Regions from separate parts of the Homo sapiens genome. Here region 2 is linked to region 1. A link is a contact called in ENCODE Hi-C or POLR2A ChIA-PET data. All regions are on one chromosome and are shown on one strand. The core of a region is the stretch at or near the end of the contact, and the rest is flanking DNA. Distances in the headings are between cores, read along the strand shown. Region 1 overlaps LOC101929710 (a long non-coding RNA gene). Region 2 overlaps LOC101929710 (a long non-coding RNA gene).

Region 1 (6,678 bases), core at 1,309-3,808:
ACAGTCTATCGTTTTTAGGATGCTATGTGACTCACACTAGGTGAACACTGACCATGTTTTCCTATGGAATTTTTTTAAATGCAGTATATGTGGTTGGATGCAAGCTGTCTATGGGTTTCTGACCTTCAATGCAATTTTATATTTTCAGTTGATTGTTGTATCTGGAAGGAGATCATAATGAAGCAGAGGCCCTATATTATGCCTGTGGTCCAGCAGAAGGGGCTGGCTGACATGGAAATAATGTATTACATTTATTCATGCTATGGCATAATGAACTAAAAATATTCTGCTGGAGAGGTAGAATTAGAACCAAAAAACATTTTAGGCATTTGGCCTTTGCTAAAATAATATTTCTCTCCCAGTCTTCTCTTCCACCTTCCCTACACATTTAAGTTTTCTTCCTCTTCCAGCTTGGCTAAGGCCCTGCCTCACCCACAAAGCCTTTCCCAACTTCTGCTGCCTGTGGCTACCTCCCCTCTTCTGAACTCAGCACTCTTTTATATTGCCGACCCTCCAGTTTATTTGTTCATTAATTTAATTTATGTTGGTAAACTTATCTAACTCCTACATGTGCTAGGTTTAGGATCCAAAGACAAATATTTCAGACGAGCTGGATAGAAAGACAAGTGAAAAGCTCACTTCAATAAGGTCTGGCAAGTGTGACACTAGAGAGAGGCACAGCAGGCCGGGAGAACACACTGGGAGGCACCAAGTGGGTCAACATCAGGGGAAGTTTAGAGTCAGGCAGCCCTCAACTTGAGCCTTTGCTTTGTTATGTACTGTGTGGGGTGTTTGGCAAGTTACTTAAGGTCACTAAATCTCAGTTTCTTCAGGTGAAAAGTGGAGATATTAGGTGTTCCTATCTTAGGGGCATTGTGAGGAATAAATGAAGCTGTGTGCAGAACAGCTACGTAGTATATGCCTGGCACAGGATAAGTGCTCAGTTAATGTGAGGTATTATCACTATTATTTTTTATGTGTATGATTTCATGGCCCATGTGGTGAATTGTTTGAGCTATGTCATGACAGATATATAATGTCAATTTAACCAAAAATTTTCATTTGTATTTCTTGAACTCATAGAGGTTCAGGCTTAGCACATAATCACACTCCTCAAGAACATCTCTTATTTTTCTTCCCCATCTACTTCTATTATGCATTCAGGAGCTGGCCTTCCTAAGACGCTTCATTCAAAACTATTTTTTGGTTCTCATCCATTTTGCCCCTGTCTCATAGCCCCAAAGTGGCTGTCACAAACCTATGAGACAGGCATTATACCCATTTTATAGATAAAGGAAGTGAGCCTCAGAGAGCTACTAAATAACTGATCCAAGATTATACAGCTAATAAGTGGCATTGCCTAGTCCATGTCAAAGTTGCCAGCCTGGCCAGGCATGGTGGCCCATGCCTGTAATCCCAGCACTTCGGGAGGTTGAGGCAGAAGGATTGCTTGAGCCTAGGAGGTCAAGGCTTCAGTGAGCCATGTTTGTGCCACTGCACTCTGGCCTGGGCAACAAAGTGCGGCCTTGTCTCAAATAAAAAGAAGGAAGGAAGGGAAGGAAGGAAAGGAGGGAGGGAGGAAGGAGAAAGCAAGAAAGGGAAGGAAGGAAGGCAGGCAGGCAGGAAGGAAGGAAGGAAGAAAGGAAGGAAGGAAGGAGAGAAAGAAAAGAAAAAAGAAAAGGAAAAGAAAGAGAAAGGTAGGTGGTTGGCATGTTTAATATCTCTTAAATTCCTTCTCATTGTCTCCACAGAAGACCCCACTCTGTCTCCTGCTAAAGGTCTGTCAGAGCCTGTACAAAGGTTTTAAGGTCACTTTCTTTTGGAGCAGGATGTCTGAAGCTGATGCTGTATGTTGCCCAATGAACAGCCATTCCTTTCCCCTTTCTTCCTTGTTGTTAAAGCCTGTCTCCCACGACAGAGACTGAAAATGCTAAATACTAGTTTTCCCTGCCTCTTTGTTGCTATGGTGTGGGTCTGTGACTCAGTCCTGGCTAATGGGACGTGAGGAGAAGTTTGCTCAGAGGCATCTGAAAAGGGTTTGTCTCCTTAGTACAAAGATATAAGAGGAGTCTCTACTCTCTTCCTACCCTTCCTGTTTTGAACATTGCTTTGTGAAGACATGATGCTTCGGGCTGTGGCAGCCATCTGGTGTCTATAATGTTTTGTGCCCCCTCTTCATGCATTTTAATCTCAGATGGTAAAAGACACCCTCAAGTACACTAGGACTTACCTATAATTAATTGAGCTATTCAGAACATGTTATGTAAATGTTAACATGACCATGGTAAAGAATAGAATATTTTAATGGAAATGTTTGTGAGGAGGAATAAACCTTTGAAATTATCTAGATTATCAACTCTTCATTTCACAGAAAAAAGAAACTGATACCCAAAGCATTTAAACATCTTTCCTAAAATTATACTTGGTTAGTGACAGAGTCTGGCATAGAAGCTAGGCCTTCTGACTCTGTTTCAAACATTATTTCTGTAAGACATTTTTTGATGAATAAGACATCACTCAGTTGGAGCTGTGCTACTTAAAATATTTGTGACGAGTAAGTGACCATCTGAAGTGATTCAACTTGTTTGATTCATTTTGTTTCTAAATAGTTCTAAGCTTAGTTGGCTATTTAGTGAGACTACCTGACATCCTTTTTTTCTGAGAGTCTTTCTTGAGTTTAGTAAGTTGTTTGAAACAAAAGTACCAAGATTTCAGTCATTCTGCAGCAGAGAAACCAACATTCCGTGATGCCCTTTGTCGGTATGATATTAGTCAGAGAAGGAAGAGTTGCATCACTCCCTAGTGCCATTATTTGTAATTGTGTGCTTCACTAAAGGAGATTACAATTAATTTTATTCACAACATATATTTTCAATGTTAAATTTAACAGAGTTTAGGTCATTATGGATTACTTGAATGTCACTTTGCCCTCCCTTGGCCTGTTGTGGATTGATTTGTAGTCTCTAAGAACATATTCTGAAGTCCTAATCTCTGGTACCTAGAAATGTTACCTTATTTGGAAATAAGGTCTTCACAGATGTAGTCAAGTTAAGTATCCTTGTCATATTGAAGACAAGGATCTCCACTCTTACCACTCCTATTCAACATAATACTGGAAGTCCTAGCCAGAGCAATCAGGCAAGAGAAAAAAATAAAGGGCATTCGAATTGGAAAAGAGGAAGTAAAATTGTCTCTCTTTGCAGGTTCTTATGTTAAGAAAACCTAAAGGCTCCATCATAACCCTCCTAGAGCTGGTAAACAAATTCAGTAAAGTTGCAGGATACAAAATCAATATACAAAAATCAGTAGTGTTTATATACACCAATAATGAAATAGCTGAAAAAGAAATCAACAAGGCAACCCCATTTACAACAGCTGACAAAAAATAAAATATCTAGGAATAAACGTAACCAAGGCAGTCAAAGATTGCTATAAGAAAAACTACAAAACACTGATGAAAGAAGTTGAAGAGGACACAAACAAATGGGAAAACAGTCCACACTCATGGACTAGAAGAGTCAATATCATTAAAATGACTGTGCTGCTCAAAGCAATATACATATTCAATGCAATCTCTATCAAAATACCAATGTCATCTTTCACAGAAATAGAAAAAAAATCCTAAAATTTATTTAGAACAAAAAAAGAGCCAGAAGAGTCAAAGGAATCTTGAGCAAAAAGAACAGAACTGGAGGTAACACACCACCTGACTTCAAAGTATATTACAAGGCTATAGTAACCAAAACAGCATCGTATTGGTATAAAAATAGACACACAGTCGACGAGGAACAGAATAGAGCACCCAGAAATAAATCCACGTATTTACAGCCAACTGATTTTCAACAAAGGTGCCAAGAACATACACTGGGGAAAGGACATGCTTTTTAATAAATAGTGTTGGGAAAATTAGATATCCATATGCAGAATAATAAAACTGGACCTCTATCTCTCCCCACATACAAGAATCAACCCAAGATGGATTAAAGATTTAAATGTAGGACATGAAACTATAAAACTACTAGAAAAAACCATAGAGAAAATACTTCAGGACATATGGTCTAGGCAAAAATATTATGGCTAAGACCTCAAAAGCACAGCCAACTAAAACAAAAATAGACACATGGGACTATATTAAACTAAAAAGTATCATCAGAGCAAAGGAAACATCAACAGAGTGAAGAGACAACCTGTTGAATGGGAGAAAATATTTGCAAACTATTCATCAAACAAGGGACTAATATCCAAAATATACAAAGACCTCGAACAACACAACAATTAAAAAAGCAAATAATCCCATTAAAAATTGGGCAAAGAACATGAATAAACAGTTCTCAAAAGAAGACATACAAATGGCCAACAGGTATACGACAAAATGCTCAACATCCCTAAGCATCAAGGAAATGAAAATTAAAACCACAATGAGATATCACCTTACCCCAGTCAGAATGACTATTATTAAAATGATAAAAATAATAGATGCTGGTCAGGATGTGGAGAAAAATAAATTATTATACACCATTGATGGGAATGTAAGTTAGTACAACCACAATGAAAAAAAATACAGAGATTTCTCAAACTAAAAATAGAACTACCATATGACCCAGCAATCCCTCCCCTCTAATATATATCTATCCAAAGGAAATCAGTAAGTATATCAGAGTGATACCTGCACCCCTATGTTTATTGCAGCACCATTCACAATAGCATAGATATGGAATCAACCTAAGTGTCCATCAGTGGACTAATAAAGAGTACATGGTATATATACATAATTGAATACTATTCAGCCATGAAAAAGAATGAAATCATATCATTTGCAGCAACATGGATGGAACTGGAAGTCATTATGTTAAGTGAAATAAACCAGGCATGGAAAGACAAATTCTGCTTGTTCTCACTCATATCACTCATATGTGGAAGCTAAACAACTTAACCTCATGGAGATAGGACTAGGAGAGATACCAGAGGCTGAGAAAGGGTGTGAGGGTAGGAAGGGGAAATGAAGAGATGTTGGTGAATGGGTACAAACTTACAGTTACATAGAAGACATATATTCTAATGTCTGATAGCAGACTAGGGTGACCATAGTTAGCAAAAATAGATTACATGTTTCAAAGTAGAGAGATGAGAGGACTTGAAATGTTACCAACACAAATAAATATTAAATATTCAAGGTGATGTATTAAATAGTACTTAAAATGCATAGAATGTGTAATGATCAAGTCAGAGTATTTGGGGTATCACATGTACCCCATAATATGTAAAACATTATGTATCAATAAAGAAAAAAATTAGGTTATAGTGGATTAGGATGGGTCTATTTCAATGATTTCATGTCATTATGAGCAAAGGGAGATTTGAACAAGGATTGCCAGCAACCATCAGAAGCTAGGAGGAGTTCAGAAAGGATTTTTCCCTAGAATCTTTGGAGGGACCATGGCCTTGCTGGCACTTAGACTTTAGACTTTACACTTCTAGCCTCCAAGACTGTGAATGAATAAATTGCTGTTGTTTTAAGCCACACCATTTGTGGTACTTTGTTATGGCAGCCCTAGGAGACTAATACATGGCTGCAGGTGTTCCTGGGTGGTATTGACCCTGCTTCTTCTCCATCTGTCCTTGAATTTATCTCTTGAGAGATCGTCAATGTCCTGGGCTCACCCTTTTGTGTAATAGATGTTAATAGACTAGGTAATTACTGTCATGAGAATTTTCTGAGAATATTAAAACTTTAATCTTTTCTGTACATCTTCATGGAATTAACAAGCAGGTTAACAACAAAATATGACCATGCACTGATATTAGGTACAGAAAGAAATAGTGAGCTAAGCAATTGGTCTCGGCAGAGTGGATCCTATAGAAAAAGAATAGATTGTGATGGTTATAAAAAGGTAAAGAAAGGAGCCTGAATCTCTCTGATCCACAGAAAGAGAAAAAGGATATACATAATGTTACCCAGCACAAAAATACAGACTTAGAAGCTCAACTAGAAGTCCTAAATCAGAACTGTCTTGGATCAAAGTGACTGAAAACTCAATTCAAACTGACAAATCTTGGGGCTCACAACTGAAAAGTCCAGGGATAAGTTATGTGGGGTGAAGAGTAATCCAGACATTTAGATAGTGTTGTCAGAACCCAGTGTCTCTACTTTTCTGTTGCCTTCTTTAGTAGGCTGTATAATGGCCACCCAAAGATATTAGGCCCTAATCTCTGGAACCTGTAAATATTACCTTTTAAGGAAAAAGGGGTCTTTTTAGATGTGATTAAGGTAAGCATCTTGACTTGGGGAGACTATTCTGTTGATCTGGGTGGGCCCTAAATCTAATCAATCACACCTGTCTTTAAGAGTGAGGCAGAGGAAGATTTGATACACACAGAAGAGGAGAGAGCAATGTGAAGATGGTGGCAGAGATGGGACTGATGAAGCCACCAGAAGCTGGAAGACATAAGGATCCGATTCTCCCCTGGAGCATCTGGAAGAAGCAAGGTCCTGTCAACATTGTGCTTTTAGTCATTGAAATGAATATTGAACAGAATCCTGTCCCCTAGCACTAGTAGAGAATAAAGTTATGTTGTTTTAAGCCACCAATTTATGATGATTTCTTATGGCAGCCACGGGATACTAATTTACCTTCTCAGATGATGCATGATGGCCAGATGGGTTGCCAGCAGCTCCCC
Region 2 (6,678 bases), core at 1,548-4,047, 110 kb before region 1:
ATATGGATTTTCTAGACCAAGAAATTCTCGAGTTCTCTTCAGAGACCAACTGGGGATCAACAATTCAATTTAATTCTGACACCCAAGGTGAGTGCAGACCCTACAGGTTAAGGGTTCAGTCCCACAAGACTGCTCCCCACTTCTGATGCCAATCACAAGTAGTGAGTCCCCAGGTTACCTATACTTCTGACCTGGCTACGTGGACCCCTCCTCAAGTCTGATAATTTGCTATAACCACTCACAGAACTCAGAGGAACACTTCGTATTACTGGTTTATTATAAAGGATATTCTAAAGGATACAAATGAACAGTATGACAGTCAGATGAATAGGTTCATAGGACAAAGTCCAGCCAATGGTCCTAGGTACAGGAACTTCTGTATCCGTGGAATTTTGGATGCATCACCTTCCTGGCAAGTGGACACATTCACCAACCTGGACACTTTCCCAATACCTTTGCTTAGGGGTTTTATGAAGGCTCTATTATGTAGGCATGATTGATTAAATCATTGGCCTTTGGTGATTAGCTCAATCTCCAGCTCCTCTTCCCTCCCCAGATGGGGCTGAAGGTTTCAATCCTCTAAACACACAGTTGGTTCCTCTGGTAACCAGCCTCCATCCTTCAAGACTCACCTCATTAGCATAAACTCAGGTGTGGTTGGAAGTGGCTTATTATGAACAATGAAAGATGCTGCTTTCACTTCTATTACTCAGGAAGTTGCTAGTGTTTTAGAAGCTTTGTGCCAGGAACTGGGGACAAAGACCAAATATTTATTTATTATTATATCACAACATCACAGTACCTAAGAAGCAAAGCTACATTCAGCAAGTACTGATGGGAGTCAAGGTTATATGTTGGAGGGCACCAATTTATTTGTATGGATTTGCTTTATTTATTTATTTTTGTAAGTAAATAAATTTGTCTTGCTATGTTTCCCAGGTTGGTCTCAAACTCCTGACCTCAAGCAGTCCTTCCACTTTGGCCTCCCAAAATGCTGGGGTTACAAGCATGAGCCACTGTACCCAGCTGTGCATTTTTTTAAACTTTATTTTATGTAGTTTTAAAACTATATATATTTTATATAGTTTTTTATAATTAGAAATGTTAATGAGTAGTTTTCTATTTATATTATTAGTTTAATAAAAGCTTCTTTTATACAATAAGAAAAATGGACTCAATTATTAATATATTCTCAGTTATTAATAATTATATTCTAAATTACCAATTCTCAATTATTAATATTCAATCAATAATAATATGTTAATATATTCTCAATTATTAATATTCTGAGAGGTGTGTCTGGGGAAAGCCAGTGGGAATATATTACCTAATTCAGGACTCCATTTTGTCCCCTAGCAGCTATACAAATTGCAGGCATAGTGATCCTGCCTGGGAAGTAATAACCAGCCTTGTAAACTGGAACCTACTGAGTGAAAGTAAACATCAAATCATGGCAAAGATTGGTTGGCAATTACTGTAAATAAAAAATGGAACCTATTATATTGTGATTGCTTACTCCCATATCCTCCACTAGGAGGATAAATTTTGTGAGAGCAGGGACTGTATTTGACTTATTTAAAGTTACATATATATATCCTAACTGTGTATAATACATAGTTGCTATTAAAGAAAAAATATTAAATGAATAACTGGGGTAAGTCATGAAGAGGGAAGCAGAAACGAGAGAAAATTGAACTATATTTAGAGATGTTCCTTCACTTACAAATGGGTTACATCCTGATAAACCCATTGTTAAGTTGAAAATATTGTATAAATGGAAAATGCATTTAATACACCTCAGCTACCAAATAGCATAGCTTAGCCTAGCTATGATGAGCTGAAATGTGCTCAGAACATTTATGTTAGCCAACAACTGGACAAAATCATGTGACAACATAGTACAATGTAGAGTGTAGGTTGTTTACCCTCATGATCATGCGGCTGACTGGGAACTGTGGTTCATTGCTGCTGTCCAGCATGGCGGGAGATGGAGAGAGATAATATCATATCTCTTTCTATTGAATGCACATCACTTGTGCACCATAGTCAAGTTAAAAAATTATGTCAGGGACCATCTGTATTTCCCAAATTTGTTTAGAATCCTCCTTGGTTTCTCCCATAGATGGTTGATCCCATCTAGAAGGGCTTATTAAGTACCAAAGAAAGTCTTAAGTTTTGTTTCAAAGTATTGATTTATCTCTACATTGACAGCATGCTTCTTAACAGCAGGCTAGAAATTGGATTGGTGGTTTCTTTTAGTCTTAGAACTAAGACTTCAGGGCAAAGATGTGGAATTTGAGACCAAATTATGTCCTTCACCTAAAATGCACCAAATCAAATAAATTGTCTCTAGGTAATCCTTGGCATGCAGGCCTGTCTATTTTATAGAGAGTGGGTAATCCAACCCCTTCCTGAAAGTGCCTATTTAATTTATCTGAATTAAGTGGGAACAACAAACAGAAGTGTTTGAACCACAAGATAAAGTAACTGAATTGCAAAGCCAGGAATGAGTCCAGGTTAGTAGACACACATTAGGAAATGCACTGCAAAATATAAAGTGGGAGTCTTGCACCTTTGCAAGGATTAATGCTTTGAAAATATGATAGCTCAGAGAAAAAAGAAAGTTTTAGGAACTTAGTGCCATTAGGAACTTAAGGCCATTTTCTAAAGCAGCCATTCTCACCCAGAGGGCAAAAGACGCCTTTCAGCTGGAGTGGCTTTTGCCATTGCCTGGTGCCAGGGAGCTGAAGCCTTGGCAGCTGGTTGTACACAGCTCTTTCCTTGCAGGAGTGCCAGTAAGGAGAGGCTTCCAGAGCATGTCTGCACAGGAGACCAGAGAGCTCAGGTTTTTAAGTTCTAAATAAGGAGATTTATTCTGACTAAGACTCCTCCTTAGTCAATCCTTGATGACTCCAGAGATGGCAGGGCTGTTAGTTTCGTTATGTTATTTAAAAGAGTGTGTTGAAGAAAATGTTAATTGATCCAGATGACTATGTGCATTATATCACAAAAGAAAGTTCATTTTTCACACTTTTGTCATCATCAGTCCCTCTATTTTTTATACTACTAGCCTGACCTCTTAGGCTCTTCTAGAATTTCAGAGAGCCAAGAAACATGTTTTTTAAAGTACCATTTTTCAACAATAAGTGTATGAAAATAAAAACAGTTTGATCATCTTCTCTCAGCAAAGGTAAAACATTTTTAGGCAGTAAGTAAATAGAAGGTTGTTTTAAGGTGCACTAAACCTGGGCAAGGAAAAGTATTCTGGAGACAAACAAGAGCAGGAGAGATAGTAGAAGCAGAGAAGAAATCTGGGTGGGATATTCTACAACCCTGTGACCCCTAGAGTGGTCTGTGGACCAGCAATGTCTACAACACCTGGCAGAATTCAGTCCTCTTATCCCTCCAACCCACTGAATCAGAATCTGATTCTTAAAAGGATTCCCAGGGGATTTGTATGTACATTGAAGTTTGAGAGCTCAGCTCTTGGAGCCCAGAGAGGAAGAGTTCTGAGTAAATCTGCCACCACTGAGGCTCTCAAACTTTGGTGAATATAGGAAACTCGTGAAAAGGTTACTAAAAAGGAGTGTTTACGGGTCAAAGAGGTTCTGATTCTATAGACTTGTGTGGTACCTTGAAAATCTGTATTTCTAACAAATTTTCCAGGGCTTCTGACACATATGATCATTGAACCACATGTTAAGAAACCTCTACTGCTGATTTCATGATTTAATGAAGGAAGACTATGCTTACTAAATAATACCCACTGAAGCAGCAGGCCATAAGAGGCTTTCTGCCTGGGAGAAGCGTAATGGAGTTGCCTGTCTAAGATATAGTTACTGGTTGCAGGGCCCCTAAGACCTCATCTTTCTAGACTGATCTGTGTTCTAATCACATTGAGCTCTCCAGTTTCCCAAAACTAGCCACATGCTTTGCAATGCTGTTTTCTCTGCTCAAGTTTCTGAGTCAGTTTGGATTCTTGTTTAAGGTATGTACTAGTGGTGTGACCTCAAGCAAGTGACTCACAATGTGTTACACTCAGTTTGCTCATATGTAAAATGGGTTCTGTAGTATCTGTCTCATGGGGTTATCGCAACAATTACAAGAGAAATGGCCCATGTAAAATATATAGATAGCAGAGTGTATAGCATTTAACAGATATTTAGTACATGATCATAACTATTGCTTGCATTCTTTCTTGTCTGAAGAACTCCCGTTTTTCCTCCAAAACTTAGTTGCTCTTTGTAAGTCCTTGACAAGCTCCCCACTACCACTATGAAGTTGCTCACACATCTGTGCTCTCAACAGTACTTAAACATTTCTCTCTGTGTCCCTTGTGATATGTTGTTATTCGTTCTCTTTCTTTCTGCTGAACTGTGAGCTCATCAAAACAAACAATAAAAACAAACCCTGTCTTATCTGTCTGTATAGTGTTAGCACCACACACCTAATGATAAAGGCAAGGTGATTGTTTATGGGCTAGGCCCTGTTCTAAGCACTTTTAATGAATTAACTCATTGATTCCTCAGAACAACCCTATTAGGTAGGCATGGCTGTTACCTCCATTTTATAGATGGGGAAGCTGAAGCACAGATAAGTAACTTGTCCAAGGTGATACTATTCAGTGGTAGACCTGTAATTAGAATCAATTTAATAGCAGTCTGGTTCCAGAGTTCAAGGCAGCAGACACTCACTCAATAAAGGCTTGTTGAATTGCATTACACTGTGAGTATACCAGCTTTAGATGTGGTCTTCCTGCTTTAAGAAATGGTGTTCTGAAGGTGACTAAGGAGAAAGTCAAATCATTGTTACAGTTTTCTGGTGTGTCTTATTGACCTAAAACAATATCAAAACATATCACAGATGTACAATGTTTAATGGGTTCATTCTGAAAGGACACCTCGAATCTGTTACGAAATTGTGAAGTACCCAGACTATTTCAAAGAGCAAGATTTTGTAGAACAACAGGAGGAAATGAAGACTTCCTGACATGGTCATTTCTTTCTTTTTTTTTTTTTTTAGCTTTATTGAGGTATGATTTACATAAAATAAATTTCTCTTTGAAGTATACAGTTTAATGAATTTTGGTAATTGTAGATAGCTATTATAACTTTTACCATAATCAAGATATAGATAAATTATATTATTCTAGAAAGTAGCCTTTGTGCCCCTTTGCATTTTATCCGTTCTCCTGACCTCTGGCTCCAGGTAACCATTGATTTGCTTTCTGTCACTCTAGTTTTACCTTTTCCAGATTGTCATATACATGGAATCATACAATATGATAGTCTTCTTAGTCTGGATTGTTTTGCTTAATATAAAGCTTTTGAGATCCATCTGTATTATTGTTTTGATCAGTAGTTTTTTCTTTCTTATTGATAAGTAGTATTTCATGTCATAGATATACTCTGATTTGTTTACCCACTCACCAGTTGATGGACATCTGGGTTATTTCCAGTATTTGGCAATTATCAATAATGCTGCTATGAGTATTCATGTAAAATTCTTTGTGTGGAAATATGTTTTCATTTCTCTTGGGTAAATACCTAGAAGTGGGTTTGCTGGGTCTGCCATACTGTTTCCCAGAGTGGCTATACTGTGTTGTACTCCCCAGCAATATATTAGAGTCTGGTTGTTCTTATCCTTGGCAACATATGATATTGTCAGTCTTTTTAACTTTAGCTATTCTAGTAGATGTTTACTGGTCGTTCTTGTTGTAGTTTTAATGTACATTTTCTTGATGAGTAATGACATTGAGCATCTTTCTTAGGCTTATTGTTTATTTGCATATCATCATTTGCATATTGTTCATTTGCATGCCATTGTGCAAATCTTTAGCTTACTTTTTTAAAAAATTGGGTAGTGTATCTTCTTTCTACTGAGTTGTATGTATTTTTAAAAGTATTCTGGATTCAAGCTCTTTGTCAAATATATGGTTTGCAAATATTTTCTCAGAGTTTGTGGCTTGCATTTTTATTTTATTTTTAAATTATGGGGTTTTATTATGCATAGAAGGCTCATTCCTTCTTGACTACTTTCCACATGGCAACTTGAACTTTGTATGCTTGGCGGGGTGGCAGTAGTGGCTGTACCCTGGCTTGCTCATGTCTTGGTCACCCTGAAGCCTTTGTTAAGGATCTCCGCCTTGGAGGTGAGCAGCCCTGGCTGCTGCTTTCCAATGGCTTCATTTCCTTACTTGTGTCTTTAGAGAGCAAAAATGTTAAATTTTGATTAACTTCATTTTACCTATTTTTTTTTCTTTATTGTGCTAATTGTGTCTTGCTTAAGAAATTTTTGCCTAACCCAATGTCACAGAGATTTTATTCTAGAAGTTTAATAGTTTCTTATATTTAGGTCTACCATTTATTTCAAATTAATTTTGAATCCGACATAGAGATTTAAACCCTGCTTTCACAAGAGTCCTCTCTTCTTGGTGATGTACCACATAGCTCATCACATAACCCTGTCACGTTAACCATGTCCGTGTAGAAACTAGTATAAAATAGTGTGTGTGTGTGAGACTCAGGGAAACCTTTTAAAGCTGGTAGCTGTTCAGTTCTCAAGTTCGACAATAAATGGTATTGTTTAAATTAGGCTTGTGATTTTTTCCGCGTGTCAGATGTGCAGAAAGAACGTGTGGGAAATAACTTATGGTAGATATGAACTTCAGGTAATTTT

What was found. Hi-C counts contacts between places; a loop is a spot of excess contacts on that map. ChIA-PET counts read pairs that join two places held with the same protein, here RNA polymerase II (POLR2A). Pooled maps may share reads with other maps.
Region 2: a loop to region 1 is called in a map of mammary epithelial cell, with 4 times the contacts of the local background. The contact joins two enhancer-like sites. A Hi-C loop is called at or near these places in 4 of 168 maps with a recorded cell type or tissue (IMR-90, MCF 10A, heart left ventricle and 1 more) and 8 of 50 pooled maps. POLR2A ChIA-PET finds 5 or more read pairs at or near these places in 2 of 52 experiments (BJ and MCF 10A).

Annotation. Positions count from the first base shown.
Region 1 is chr5:96,218,138-96,224,815 of GRCh38, forward strand. The region is part of intron 1 of LOC101929710 (a long non-coding RNA gene); the gene reads left to right. It also overlaps a transcript of CAST not described here. Among named protein-coding and RNA genes, the nearest start is that of MIR583, 140 kb to the left of the region's middle. Within about 2 kb of position 2,559, at least 4 of the 41 ENCODE cell types and tissues checked have a DNase peak (open chromatin) inside an H3K27ac peak, as active enhancers do; they include mammary epithelial cell, where a contact is called at or near this core.
Region 2 is chr5:96,110,919-96,117,596 of GRCh38, forward strand. All of the region lies in intron 1 of LOC101929710 (a long non-coding RNA gene), which reads left to right. It also overlaps a transcript of CAST not described here. Among named protein-coding and RNA genes, the nearest start is that of MIR583, 35 kb to the left of the region's middle. Within about 2 kb of position 2,798, at least 3 of the 41 ENCODE cell types and tissues checked have a DNase peak (open chromatin) inside an H3K27ac peak, as active enhancers do; they include mammary epithelial cell, where a contact is called at or near this core.